Linked DNA regions of Homo sapiens: all the other regions are linked to region 3. Evidence: chromatin contacts called from ENCODE Hi-C data. All regions are on one chromosome and are shown on one strand. The core of a region is the stretch at or near the end of the contact, and the rest is flanking DNA. Distances in the headings are between cores, read along the strand shown.

Evidence for each region. A loop is a pair of places that touch in the nucleus more often than their neighbours do. Pooled maps may share reads with other maps.
Region 1: a pooled map shows a loop between it and region 3 (28-fold over the local background). The contact joins the promoter of PI4KA here to the promoter of GUCD1 in region 3. A Hi-C loop is called at or near these places in 11 of 50 pooled maps.
Region 2: a map of B cell shows a loop between it and region 3 (13-fold over the local background). The contact joins the promoter of KLHL22 here to the promoter of GUCD1 in region 3. A Hi-C loop is called at or near these places in 1 of 168 maps with a recorded cell type or tissue (B cell), 1 of 37 single-sample maps with no recorded cell type and 4 of 50 pooled maps.

What each region holds. Positions count from the first base shown.
Region 1 is chr22:20,856,937-20,861,438 of GRCh38, reverse strand. PI4KA (phosphatidylinositol 4-kinase alpha) reads left to right here and starts at 2,628. Exons shown (of 55, transcript NM_058004.4): 1 at 2,628-2,869. The coding sequence starts at 2,714. SNAP29 (synaptosome associated protein 29) reads right to left here and starts at 2,432. Exons shown (of 5, transcript NM_004782.4): 1 at 2,092-2,432. The coding sequence starts at 2,328. RefSeq lists an enhancer at 1,701-2,510 and silencers at 2,190-2,949, 2,970-3,019.
Region 2 is chr22:20,492,988-20,497,747 of GRCh38, reverse strand. KLHL22 (kelch like family member 22) reads left to right here and starts at 1,953. Exons shown (of 7, transcript NM_032775.4): 1 at 1,953-1,988. LOC101928824 (a long non-coding RNA gene) reads right to left here and starts at 1,835. Exons shown (of 4, transcript XR_007068011.1): 1 at 1,061-1,835. RefSeq lists an enhancer at 787-1,439 and a silencer at 1,634-2,293.
Region 3 is chr22:24,553,387-24,558,038 of GRCh38, reverse strand. GUCD1 (guanylyl cyclase domain containing 1) reads left to right here and starts at 2,901. Exons shown (of 6, transcript NM_001284254.2): 1 at 2,901-3,090. The coding sequence starts at 3,048. SNRPD3 (small nuclear ribonucleoprotein D3 polypeptide) reads right to left here and starts at 2,040. Exons shown (of 4, transcript NM_004175.5): 1 at 1,968-2,040; 2 at 239-382. The coding sequence starts at 364. RefSeq lists an enhancer at 2,233-2,332 and a silencer at 2,793-3,152.

The sequences.
Region 1 (4,502 bases), core at 1,379-3,878, 3.7 Mb after region 3:
AAAACCAACAGTTAAACACAGGGAGGTGGGCTAGGTGCAGTGGCTCACGCCTATAATCCCAGGACTTTGGGAGGCCGAGGTGGTGGATCACGAGGTCAAGAGATCGAGACCATCCTGGCCAACATGGCAAAACCCCAACTCTATTAATACCAAAATTAGCTGGGTGTGGTAGTGCACGCCTTAGTCCCAGCTACTCAGGAGGCTGAGGCAGGAGAATCACTTGAACCCAGGAGGCGGAGGCTGTAGTGAGCCAAGTTGGTGCCACTGCACTCCAGTCTGGTGACAGAGCGAGAATCTGTCTCAAAAAAAAAAAAAAAAAACCACAGGGAGGTGGATCAATGAGGGATACATGAACAGAGAGAGGTGGGGAAGGGAATTAACCCAAGAAAACAGCAAGGGGAAATGATAGCGTGTTGCTCTGTCGCCCAAGCTGGAGTGCAGTGGTATGAACATGGCTCACTGCAACCTTGACATCCTGGGCTCAAGCGGTCCTCCTGCCTCAGCCTCCTCAGTAGCTGCACTCACATGTGTGTGCCACCATGCCTGGCTAATTTTTCAAATTTTGTAGAGACGCAGTTACCCCTGCTGGTCTCAAACTCCTGGGCTAAAATGATCTGCCTACCTCAGCCTTACAAATTGTTGGGATTACAGAAGTACAACCGCGCCTGGCTTATACATTTTTTTAAACCTTTTTTTTTCTCTGTCCAAACAAAACTGTTTCATTAGCAGGCTGAAGAGAGACTGTGGTGTACAATAAAGAATCATTCTCGACCGGTATGGTGGCTCACGCCTGTAATCCCAGCCCTTTGGGAGGCCAAAGCGGGCGGACTGCCTGAGGTCAGGAGTTCCAGACCAGCCTGGCCAACGGGGCAAAACCCTGTCTCCACTACAAATACAAAAAAAATTAGCCGGGTGTGGCGGCGCACCTGTAGTCCCAGCTACTCGGGAGGCTGAGGCAGGAGAATCGTCTGAATCCCGGAGGCGGAAGTTGCAGTGAGCCCAGATCATGCCACTGTACCCAAGCAAGGGCGACAGAGCGAGATTCCATCTCAAAAAAAAAAAAAAAAGAAAAAGAAAAAGACCCTCCAGGATCTCGGTCTGTTGCCCATGCTGGAGTGCAGCAGCACGATCTCAGCTAACTGCAACCTCTGCCTCCCGGGTACAAGCGATTCTCCTACCTCAGCCTCCTGAGTAGCTGCGACTACAGGCGCACCGCCACACCCGGCTAGTTTTTTTTTTTTTTTAATTTTAGTGGAGACAGGGTTTCACCATGTTGCCCAGGCGGGTCTCGAACTCCTGAGCTCAGGCGATCCGACGCCTAGGCCTCCCAAAGTGCTGGGATTACAGGCGTGAGTCACTGCGCTCGGCCAGAATAATTGTTATTGAAGGTACTACTCTCTGAAATCTAAGGATGGGAAGAACTGATGAAGATGAGTTGGAGCAACAAACTCTTAACCCGCACACTATTTGTCTAGGATTTGGGAAGTAAAGGTAAGACCCTGGACTCAATCAAACCCAGGCTTTGGTCAACTAGGCAGCTGTCTGGGCTGAAGGGACTTCAATACCTCTATTGGTTGGTTAGGTGGAGATGTCAATGATGCGGGAAGAACTCGTGGACCACCTGCCCTGATGCTTCAGGGTATCACCTGACACTCGCAGGCACATAGTCCTCTCTTTCTGGCTCACTCCGGAAGGAATGGCCAAAACCCTGTGCCAGATTTTGCACAGGAAATAATGTCGAAGAAACGGACTCTCCATTTCCCAAACCTAGGACCTGCTGTTCAGAATTTTTACTCACCTGGACAGAAAATAATCTGGCGTTTCCCCGTGAGCTAGGCGTAAGAAAAAAAAAATCAACGAAGCAGACTAATAGCTAAGGAAGATTTCTGGGGTAAACTGCCCTCTTCAAGTACTCCAGATGCACATACCTTTACATAGTTAACAGATTGTTACCACCATCGAGTCACTAAGGTGCAAGAATCTATGCTAGGCAACTTGAGAATTCTCAAAAGATTGTGAGCAAAACATTTCTCGTCTCCGTTTGACAGCACAGAGACCGGCGAGTCCACACCAGCCCTGCCCCAGGCTCACCTCGGAAGAGGCGACCCCAACCTTCTCGGACTCGTACATGAGGGCCAGGGACCTGCTGGTGCTGGCGGCCGTGGCCTCAGCCCTGCGGAGGACCTCCTGCCGCAAGTACTGCTGCCTGTCCGCGGGCGCGTCGGGCCCGTCGGGGAGGTCTCGGGCGTCCCTCCAAGGGGCCGGCCGGGCGCCTTCGTCCTCCCCGTCGTCGTCGAACGGATTGTAGCTTTTAGGGTAAGCTGACATGGTGCCGGCGCGGCTCTCGGTCTGGGAAACAGAAGGAGGAGCCCCACTGCCGCCGCCGTCCAGGGCCTCGCCCCGCCCGCCGACCCCGCGGTCGTCGCGCGAACTCCTTCCGCGCGTCGCGCGCAGGTGGCCCCGCCCTCGGAGCCGACCATCGCGCAGGTCGGCTGGGGGGGGCCCACATCCGGCGCGCGCAACCGCAGCCTACTGTCCATCCCCTCTCTCCCCTGCAGCGGTGGGCCCGCCCCGCAGCCACGCCCTATCTAGTGTCAGCAACTGAGAGGTCACGTGGCGGGAAAGCCGGATGCACCTACGCCTGCGCCCTGAGGTCGGGCGCTCGCGGGCCAGGAGCGGGGAGCCGGCGGGCAGCGCCGCGGCTCGTGAGGTGATGGCGGCGGCCCCGGCCCGGGGAGGCGGAGGCGGAGGCGGAGGCGGCGGCGGCTGCTCCGGCTCCGGCTCCAGCGCCTCGCGGGGCTTCTATTTCAACACGGTCCTGTCACTGGCCCGCTCCCTGGCGGTGCAGAGACCAGCATCCTTGGAGAAGGTAACGTCGGCGGGCTGGGCCGCGGGCTGACAGGAGGAGGGGCTGGGGTGACGAAGCGTGGAGGCGGGACGAGGGTCTGTGGGAGGCCGAGGCTGGGCTCGCCGGCAGCCTGTGCGGGAGGGGGCGCCTGAGCGGAGGGATCTAGCGGGGGAAGGAGGCCCTAGTGGGAGGGGCTGGTGAAGAGAGAGGGACCGTGGGGGAAGGGTCGGCGGGGCCTGCAGGGCCGCTGCAGGTGGGTGGTTGTGGGATGGGGGTGGGGGATGTGAGCTGCTGGCCCAGGGAGCATCTTGTGACATCGCGGAGGTGGAGGCTGGATCGTGGGCGGCTGTGCGGAGCAGTGGGATGAGCCGAGGACCAGGGGTCAAGACCTGGGGTTCTGCTTCCGATTTCACCTGCTTTTTATTCCGCGACCTTGGGAAGATGGCTTTCTTGTAAAATGGGGATGCTTTTATCTGCTTTGCCGGCTTCACCGGACTGTGGTGACCAGGAGACGAAACACTGTCTTGAAAGTGCTTTGTGACTGTAAACCAACTGCGCAGTGTTATTCTACGAGGCTGGGGGCGTTAGGTTGGGTAAAAGATTGTGCGTTTGCAGAAGGGACAGTGGCAGGGAAAGGAGAGTGAACTGTCAGTGGGCAGAGAAGTGAACTTGGAATTGCTTCAGAAGAGAAAGGTGAAGTCATGCCAGAGCAATCCTCATCTTGGGAGAAAGGTGAAAGGCAACTCAGTGGTGTGCCTTGAGATCTGGAAAGAGACAGATTTTAGAGTGGGACCTGAATTTGTTCCCTGCACTGGCACTTACTTACCATGTCCTCTTGGGTAAATTTAACTCTTAGAGCCTCTGTATCCTTATCTGTAAAATGAGGTTGTTCTTGAGAATTAAATGAGTTCTAGCATAAAGCATCTTGCACAGGTCAAGGCACAGAGTGGGTGAGCAGTAAATGTCAACTTTCTTTGCCCACCCGTGTGCGATGAGACTCAGCACAGTGTTTAGCTCTGAAAGGATGGAATTATTTTCCCACTCAACTTTTTGGCACATGGAGAGAGGATGTTTTCCGACAAGATAAGACAGTGGTGACCGGAGACCAGCCTGCTGCAGTTGGGAGTGGTTTTGTGGCTGTCTGCTGATGGATGAAGCTGAAAGGCTGTTTTAGGCACTTTTGGCAGAGTGACCTGGTCCTTGGCCTTGTCGGTTCTCATATTTGATTTTATCATGCACCTTCGGGGTGAGAAGGTCCCGGCAGATTGGTGCTAACCTGACTTCTAGCTAAAGAGGGAGTACAATGCAATGGAAAGGACATGAGTTTGGAAAATGGAACCTCTGAATTTAAATCCTGTATCACTTGCTTTCACTAGTGTGACTCTAGACAGGTCAGTTCCCTTCTCTGATACTTTGCTATCTTCTGTCAAATACAAGGTAGTACTTCATAGGAGTATTGTGAAGAGCAACAAAAAGGCACGTGGGTACCTAATGTATGAGCACTGTTATCATTAGATAGTCTGACTAATGGAGTGTAGTGCTGTTTTATTGAATCAAACTCATGCTAGCTAGTCAGCACATTCGCTTCTTAGCAGGAGAGCCAACAAATATATCTTATGACTGATTGCTGGATTCTGGGAGGAGAGAGAAGAGA
Region 2 (4,760 bases), core at 704-3,203, 4.1 Mb after region 3:
GCACTGTGGCTGGCTCCCTACTCAGTCTTCGTCTCTACCATATTGGCATCTGCCCACCCTGGCTACAGGGTGCCCTCAGGGCTAAGTCAAGCCTCCAAAGGGCAGGGTCTGCTCTCCAACCTTCCCTTCAGGCTCAGAAAATTCTGGAAACCTCCACACCACTCACTTTGAAGGATCTCACCTCCACGTTTGCTGACACTGTCGGCTTCCTGGAATGCTTTTCTTAATCCCAAAGTCCTCCTCTGTTACACAGTAGGGGGGTCTCCTCCAGAAAGTCTTTCTAGGAGGAAGCCCACTCCCATTTGGAACCTCTGCCTCTGGAGGCCAATCCCGTTCTCTTGATCCTTGTCTGGGACCCTCAGTTATCTCTCTGGACTCAGCCAGGACAGCAATTCTCTTCCGTGTATTTTCCTCCTTTTACATTCCCCTTCCACCAATTTTTTTTTTTTTTTTTTTTTTTTTTTTTGAGACGGAGTCTCGCTCTGTCACCAGGCTGGAGTGCAGTGGCGCGTGATCTCGGCTCACTGCAACCTCTGCCTCCCGGGTTCAAGCGATTCTCCTGCCTCAGGCTCCCGAGTAGCTGGGACTACAGGTGCGCGCCACCACGACCGGCTAGTTTTTTTGTGTGTGTTTTGGTAGAGATGGGGTTTCACCATGTTGGCCAGGATGGTTTCCATCTCCTGACCTCGTGATCCGCCCGTCTCGGCCTCCCAAAGTGTTGGGATTACAGGCGCCAGCCACCAAGCCCGGCCCCACCTTTCTTTTTAACCATGAGCCATCTCCAGCCACATCCTCCCCCTACCACTCTCTCCACCCTTCACAGTCCCTCTCAAAACCACAGTGTGGGACACTCCAACCTTATCCCATCAGGAGGCTCTGTGGCTCCAAGCTCTGGGCGCAGCCATTACGGATACGCCTCGGAGGATGGGACCTGCTCGAAGGTGAGGTGGAGAACAATGAATGCCAAGACCCGCGCACGGACCTCTGGGACCAGGCTTTAAGACTGGGAATTAGATTTACTGCAAAATCTCAGTAAAGGAACGGGCACACAAACTAGCACCTGTTCACTCTGGCGGTGTTAAGCGATTCTCCCCGATATCCCGCAGGGGGCGCGCTACGGTCAGCGGCACCGACCGCGGAGGGAGCGGGGAAGGAGCAGGCCGCGGGAGGGAGGGAATGAGCGCGTGACGAAGGGAACAAGTGGAGGAGAGGAGGAAAGAAGGGAATCAAAGAGGGAGGGAGGCAATGGGAGAAGAGGAGAGGGAGGGAGGGAAAGAAGGGGGGAAATGAGACAGGGAGGGAAGGAATGAGAGAGGGAGGAGAGAACGAGAGTTAAGGAGGGAGGGAAAGGGAATGAGAGAGGGAGGGGATGAGAGGGGGAGACAGGGAGGGAGTGAATGAGTGAGGGAGGAAGGGAATGGTGGGTAAGATAGGAAGGGAAGGAATGAGAGAGTGAAGGAGGGAGGGAATGAGAGGGGGGGAGTAAGAGAGGAGAGAAGAGAGTGAAGAAGGGAATGAGGAAAGGAGAGGGAGGATATGAGCGGGGAGGGAGATAGTGAGGAAGGGCAGGAGGAAGTGAGTCGAGGAATGAGGGTAGGACCGAGGCAAGGAAAGAGTCAATGGATTCAGACGGGGCGACTCTCGGCAAATTCGCTCATTCGTTGGTTCGGCCCCGCCAAGTGCCAGGTGCCGCGCTAGTGCGGGGACTCACTGAGCCTTGGCGATCGCTGCTGTCCTCCGCAGAGCGCCGGAGTGGAGCCGCCCCCTGTCTCCCCGCCCCAGGGCCGCCCCCGCGCTGCTACCCGGCCAGGCCGGGAACCCCCGGGCCTACGTCTGGCCCGCCCGGCGCCTGCGCGGCGCACCCACGTGACGGCCCAGGCCCCCGCCCCGCCGGCTCCTCTCGCCCAGCCTCCCGCCTCGCGCCTCCCGCCTCCCGCCTCCCGCCTCCCTCCAGCTGCGAGTGCGGCCTCGGCTGGCGGCGGCACCAGGTCAGCTGCGAGGCGTGAGCCGAACGGGCCGGGCGGCAGCGAACGCGGGGGTCGGGCGGCAAGCAGGCATCGCTGGGCCGGGGACAAGCTAGCGGCGCGGAGTCCGAGGGGCGCGGGGGCGGGCGCGGGCCGGAGGCTCGGGGGCGGCGACCTGAGGAGAGCCCGCGGCCTGACGTGGCGGGGACGCGGCCGGCGGGATCCCCGGGCGCGGGCGCGTAGGGGCCGGGATCTGGCGCTCGGCCAGGGGCCAGGGTGCGAGGCCTCCTCAGCGCGGCTGCTGGCGCGCCGGCCTCCTGGCACCCGGGCGGGCCCTGTTGCCTGCGGCAGGTCCGAATGCGGCCTTCCTGGCCGCGACCCTCCGCGCTGGAGCGGGCGGCCTTGCAACAGGCGGGCGATTTGGGGCCGGCCTGACGAGCCTCAGTTCCCTCGATCGGGCCCGGGGACTGCAGCCGTAGGAGCCCAGCCTTGCCAGCTCTCCCGGTTTCCTGAGAGGAGCCGGAGATCGCGCTGTCAGTGCAAAATCACCAGAGCGCGAAGCGTCGGCTGCCAGTTCTGACCATTTTAGATCCGGTGCGGGCCGAGCCGAGTGGATCTGGGGCGGGCAGCGGGGCACCGCCACCTTCCGCCTGGGCTCCTCACTGGGCGCCCTCGCTCCGGCCCTCCGCGGGGCCGAGTGCCTCCAAGACGGCTCCCTGGGAGATTCTTCCAGAGCGCACCCTTTGGAAGGCTGCCCCGCTGGGAATCAGCACCCACTCCCTCTCCTCTACCGCAGCCGCCCCCTTTGCCTTTGTGGCCGACCTTGCTTCATGCTGCCAAGGATTGAGTTTCTTTGAGGGGATACTGCTCGTTCGGGGGCCCTACAGAAGGCTGAGGGTATCTACTCAGTAAAATCGTACCGAACTGAAAGTTCCTCTGAAATGATTTTGACTCTGCCATCCATCACTTCATAAAAATTCATCTTGTATCCTTCAGTTTGTAGCTATGTGGCACATTAAGCTTCCTTTCTTCTCCCCACTGAAACTTCGAACAGTACAAAACGGGGAACTTGGCTTGTGATGACTAAAATTGGGGATATGAGACTGGGGGCGGGCGCGGTGGCTCATGCCTGTAATCCCAGCACTTTGGGAGGCCAAGGCTGGCAGATCACCTGAGGTCAGGAGAGACTAGCCTGGCCAACATGGTGAAACCCCGTCTCTACTAAAAATACAAAAATTAGCTGGGTGTGGTGACACGTGCTTGTAATCCCAGCTACTCGGGAGGCTGAGGTAGGAGAATCGCTTGAACCCAGGAGATGAAGGCTGCAGTGAGCCAAGACCCTACCACTGCACTCTAGCCTACACCATATAGTGAAACCTCTTCTCTACAAAGAAAATTTGAAAAATTAGCCGGGCGCAGTGGTGAGCTCCTGTTGTTCCAGCTTCTGAGGAAGCTGAGGTGGGAGGATCACTTGAACCTGGGAGCTTGAGACTGCAGTGAACCCCAAGCTGTCTCACCCCAGATAGCCAGGACTACAGGTGTACACCACCATGCCTAGTTAATTTTTAAATTTTTTGTAGAGAAAGGGTCGCGCTATATTGCCCAAGGTGGTCTTGAACTCCACCTACCTGGACCTCCCAAGGCACTGGGATTACAGGCATGAGCCACCATGCCCAGCCTACTTTGCACTTTTTTTTTTGGGGGGGGGGCAAAGTCTGGCTCTGTCGCCCAGGCTGGAGTGCAATGGCACAATCTTGGCTCACTGCAACCTCCACCTCCTGGGTTCAATCGATTCTCCTGCCTCAGCTTCCCCCTTCCTCAGCCTTCCCAGTAGCTGGGATAACAGGCATGCGCCACCACGCCCCACTAATTTTTGTATTTTTAGTAGAGATGGGGCTTCCTCATGTTGGCCAGGCTGGTCTTGAACTCCTGACCTCAGGTGATCCTCCCACGTTGGCCTCCCAAAGTGCTGGGATTACAGGCATGAGCCACTGTGCCCAGCCTACTTTGCACATTGTTTTTTTGTTTGTTTTTTTGTTTTTGAGACGGAGTCTCGCACTGTCATGCAGGCTGGAATGCAGTGGCGTGATTCTCCTGCCTCAGCCTCCCAAGTAGCTGGGATTATAGGCACCTACCACCATGCCCGGCTAATTTTTTTGTATTTTTAGTAGAGATGGGGTTTCACTATGTTGGCCAGGCTGGTCTTGAACTCCTGACCTCGTGATTCATCCGCCTCAGCCTCCCGAAGTGTTGGGATTACAGGCGTGAGCCACTGCGCCCGGCCACTTTGCGCATTTTGACTGTTGCCTAATGTTCTGTCAGATCACTGTGCCATGACATCTGTTCTCCTGAGGGTGGACGTTTTGGTGATTTAAAACCGTATAGATGTGGTTTTAAATGTTTTAAATGTTGCACCCTGTGCTGTGCTCCTTCCCAGCAGAGAATTGATTCATTTTTCAGCATATCCCCCTTAGCCCCTAGCTAAGTTTCTTAAATTGGACTTGGTAAATGTGCTTTGCCTGCCCATGGAAGATGTCTTTCTGTTTTACCGTACTTGTTTTTGCAGTATGGGTTTAGGGAGTAGCTGCCATTTATCCCTTCCCAAGAGAGCAGAGGCACTACTATGCTCACGGAAGGTGAGGATCCACCTGGGGGCTTGATGTCTATTGGGGTAGTTGTGGAGGTCACCCTCAGAGAAGGAGGCCCTCTTGACTCTGCGGTGGTCATGGTGGTGATGAGAAAGCTGAGGCGTGGGTATATGAGACAAGTGCCCAGAGTCTGTCATTAGCAAGTGGT
Region 3 (4,652 bases), core at 1,652-4,151:
CAAAAAGGACAAAGTAAAATATTCCAAACCTCCAAATGGCTTTTCTGCCTCAAGATTATGTGTCTCGTTCATGCCCACACCCCCAGAGCCTATAACAGCACCTGACTGGTATGCATTAGGCACTTAGGAAATCACTGCTGAATGAGAACAATTTCCAGAGACCCTCAACACACACTTTTCTGTCCTTCAAGACACAGGGCCATTCCTCCCACACAGCCTCACATGCAAAGCAGAATACCTGGCAGTTCATGTTGTCCTCTGCTTCAATGAGCTTCCCCCGATATACCTCACCGGTGTTCGTCTCACATGTCACAATGTGGCCCTCGGCCTCATGCAGTACTTTAATCGGCACACCAATAGACATCTTGGCAGGAAGAGAGTTCTACAATGAGAGAGACAACAGTCAGTTCATCTTTCAGAGTCTGAAAAGGCATGTGGCACACATCATGCTTCCTTTAAGGCCTGGCACTCCATAAAACTTAGCAAAAACACCAAAGCTGCATTTTCTACCAAGGAAAAAAAAAAAAGCTCAGCTCCTGGTTTGGAGGAAACTATCTGGCAAATATGTGCAAGATGTGGGGTGAGGAGGAATGATGGGATGGACAGAAGTAAAACTAGGAATGAAAAGAGAGCATCTCCCATGGGTCATGTGTCCCCGCTACCCTATGTCCCTTAATCTTCAGCTAAAGGACCATTAGCCAATACTGTGTGTGTCAGGGGAGGGGGACTGGAATGTTAATTTGTTGCACTGTTATTTGTTAACCCTTAATTGTAGATGATTACGTTTTGAGAATAATACAGGCCCGAGCTGTCCAATACAGCAGCTCATGTACACACGTAGCTATTTAAATTAAACTTAACTAAAACACAATAGAATTAAAATAAAAAAACCCAGTCCCTCAATCCCAGTGGCCATATTCCAAGTCCTCAACGGCCACATGTAGCTAGTGGCTACCCTATGGAAGGTGCAGATACAGACCAAAGGACCATGCACATCTAGGAGAGCAGGCTGTACTTTTAATTCAGCCCTTTAACCCTTCACTTATTTTACTATCAAGGATATTGAGAAAATATCAAAGTGACAACGTGCTATATGCAGGAAATGCTTGTCATGGAGGAAAATCAGGGAAAGCACCTGACTTGACCTAATCAAAAGCATCAAGCAGTGAACTTTTTATTGAGATGAGCAACAACTCTAAGTTTCAACTTAAGCGTACCTAAGACAGGAGAACATGAGGTTGAAAGGACAGGCTCCTTTGGTGAGGATCCCTGGCTTTCAGCCTTAGGAGTCTAGATTTTATGCTGAAGGTAGTGGAGAACCACTGCAGAATTATATGTAAAGAATGACGCAATGAAAAGATAGCAGCATTTATTTACAAAATGGATAGAACGTAAGGTTTAGAAGCAGAGAAACTTGTTAAAACTTCTGCAACAGTTAAAACTGCTGCAACAGTGTGGAAAGCATGAGGGGACCATTGCCTGAAAGGGGACTGGGGCAGAGATACAAAGAACTTTTTAAAAAATGACCGGCTGGGCGCGGTGGCTCACGCCTGTAATCCCAGCACTTTGGAAGGCCGAGGCCGGTGGATCCCTTGAGCCCAGGAGTTCGAGACCAGCCAGGGCAACATGGTGAAACCCCGTCTCTACTTAAAAAAAAAAAAACAAAAAAAAACTCATAGGATTTGGGGGAAGGAGATAGTCAATCAGAAATGACTTCGAGATTACTGCCTGGAAGCTTTGAAAAACACTCACCTGGAGAGATACAGAATGTGAGAAGCATGCACGTTGAGGGGAAAGCTAATGAACTTACTTCCAGGAGCTAGTGAGGCGACGCTGATGTTTGGGTGGCCCAAGCTTCCCGCTTTCTTCCCTCCCCGAGCCCCGCAGAGTTCCATGCAGCAAGTCTTTCTCCAGCCCCTGGCCCCTCACAGGCGCCTCGACCTCCCCTCGCCCGTCCCCAGCCTCACCGGCTCTGGCCTACTTTTCTTCTCTTCGGTCCGCTGCGAAAGATGCTACGGCGAAGGCGTGAGTCAAGCGAATGGCGGGCCTAACACCCAGAATTCCACTCTTTCCCAAAATGCTGCGCGCAGGGCCCGCCTCCTTCCTTTCCCCAGTGTTGAGCGCGGTCTCGCCTCCGCTTCCTCCTCACTCCGCCTGCCGGCTGGGAAACTAGGGCACCAGTACGATAGTTCCGGCACCGGAAAAGAGGGCTGATGACTGGGCCCGGGGGCCGCCGCAACGACCCTTGGGGCCGGCAAAGAGCCAGAGAGGGTGCTCACACTTCCAAGCACCCCACACCAAGGACAGGCTGGACGGCAAGGCGGAGACGCGGGGCTTGGGCCCTCAGACCGGGGACAGCAGGAGGTTGGGCCAAGGGCCAGGACTTCCCGTCACAATTTCATTTGTTGATCCCGGCACCGCCAGGTAAGGGGGGCCCTGAGTGAGGCTAGGTATCTGGTACGGATAAAGTTAGGTATAGAGTAGAGCGGCTGCCCGCTCAGGGTTATCCCTAAAGACAGTTGGAGGAGAGTTGCTTGGGGCCTCGGGGATGCACTGGGCGGGATCAGGGCTTACACCTAGGACTGGCAAAAGAGCGGGACCCGGCAGAGGCGGGGCTTGCCGAAGGGACGAGCCTCTATTCAGGAAATGCACGAGCTTTGGGGCGGGGCTCAAAGAAAGGGGCGGGGCTTCCGGGGCCCGCGTCCTGGTGAGCTGCGCGTCTGCGCGAGGATTGGGCGAGAGGGTGGGGCCACTCAACGCTGAGGCGGCGAATGGCCGGAGCAGACTTAAATCAAGAGGCTGGGGACCTCTAAGATCAAAGTTTGGGGCGGGGCCTAAGGAGGGGGCGGGGCCTCCAGATTCGAGACCTGGAAGGGCTGGGGCGGCGCTTGGGGCGGCCCAGCCGCCGCCTCCCGTTCTCTCCTCCGCAGCGGCGGCGGTGGCGGAGAAGGAACTCGACACGCACCGACCGCCCTCCCGCCCCAGCCGAAGCGGAAGCTGTAGCCCGCTCTGGGCCGGGGCCATGGGCGCCCCGCGCCGCCCGGGTCATGAGGACGGAGGCGGAGGCAGCGGGGCCGCCGCTCGAGCCCGGTCAGTGCCTCTCTGTGGGCCCAGTCTTCACCCTAGGAACGAAAGGGACCCCTCCCTAGCGCGGGGCAGGGTCCAGTCGCGCGACCTTGGGCCGACTCCCGCCTCGCCCCCACACCCGCCTGGTTCCAGTCAGTGGGGGTTTCCTGACACTCGCAGGATTGCGACCCTTGTCAGCATGGTGGGAAGGTCCGGGTAGCAGGGGCACCACCTTCCCCAGAAGCGAAAAGTCCTGCTGGAGCCGCCTTGGGAGCTCCCATGCCTTGGGAAACCGTGGAGGACTGAGGCTGGGAAGGGCAGGAAACTGGCCGAGAGCACCGAGCAATGGAAGGGCCAGTGCCCTGGCCTCCGAGACTCGGCGTTTTGTCTTGCTCTTGTTCTTCACTTTCGTTCTCTCTGCCACGCGGTAGCCTGAGCCCCTTTGGGGCGGAGACCCGGACTGGTATTCAATGTCTTGGCCGTTAGTTTGCTTGCCCAAGACGTAGGGGAGGGGGAAGACGTGATTCCTGTCCTGCTGAAGGCGCGGGGTTGATGACAAACGGAGTTCTAGCTAGTAAACTCTGAAGTGAAGTGCCAACTGTGGAAGAGGTCAACAGCATGTGGGACCCTGACCTTCAGGTGTCACTCCCAGGGAGTGTTCCCTTTTGTGTCTGCTGTGTGGAGTTGGTGGGGGATTTACAACCCTCCTCCTCCAGTTGTCTAGCCCTGTGGTCTGAGACAAGATACTTGCCTTTCCTGAGCCTCAGAGGAGGAATGGCTTACATTCACAGGGAGTGTTCTATGAGGCAGGCGCGCGCTGCGTGCAGTTGTTTACATGCAGTGCCTCATTAATCCTCATAACGAACCAGTGAAGTAGGTGCCCACTGTGATTTGCACTTTTGCAGCTGAGCAGACTGAGTCTGAGATGGGTTAAGTATTAAAGGCTAGTGCACTGCTTGCCTTCCTTAGTGACAGCCACTAACTGAGCTCAGGCCAGGGCCTTCCAGGCAGCCCTTTGGCTCCAGGCAGCAACGTCTGGCTGTGGCTTTGTGTTTAGAAGGCTAAAGCTGTTATGGGGACAGATGCCAAGGCCTCGCCTAACCTTATCACCCCCAACATGAGCACCTCTAGGTCCGATCCGCCCTTGCCGAGGCTGGAGATGGCCCTGTGGGGCCTGCCAGGCCTCAGGATCAAGGAGTTCTAGAGCGCAGGGCAAGAGGAGGAGGCGCAGCTGAGTCTCTGAGAGAGAGCTGCTGTCTTGTGCCACATTTTATAGCTGGACATGGAAAGGCATGGACAGTCATAGCCTGGCAGAAGATAGCCCAGCTAGTCAGTGTCACAGCCCAAGCCACAGAGTAAGGAGGGAGCCTCACACAGAGGGCTGTAGTCTGGAAGCCTGGGGGAGGAGGGGTGCAGAGCAGGGAAGTGACAAGTAGGCCTGGGCATCTCAAGGTATGAGGTCTTTTTGGAAAACGCCTTCCATTCCCCAAGCATATCTAAGTGCCTACTCTGGGCTGAGGGTTGGAAGGAGGCAAATGCAACCTCATCCCCATCTGCCACTGAAGAATTCTCATTGCCTCTTTAAG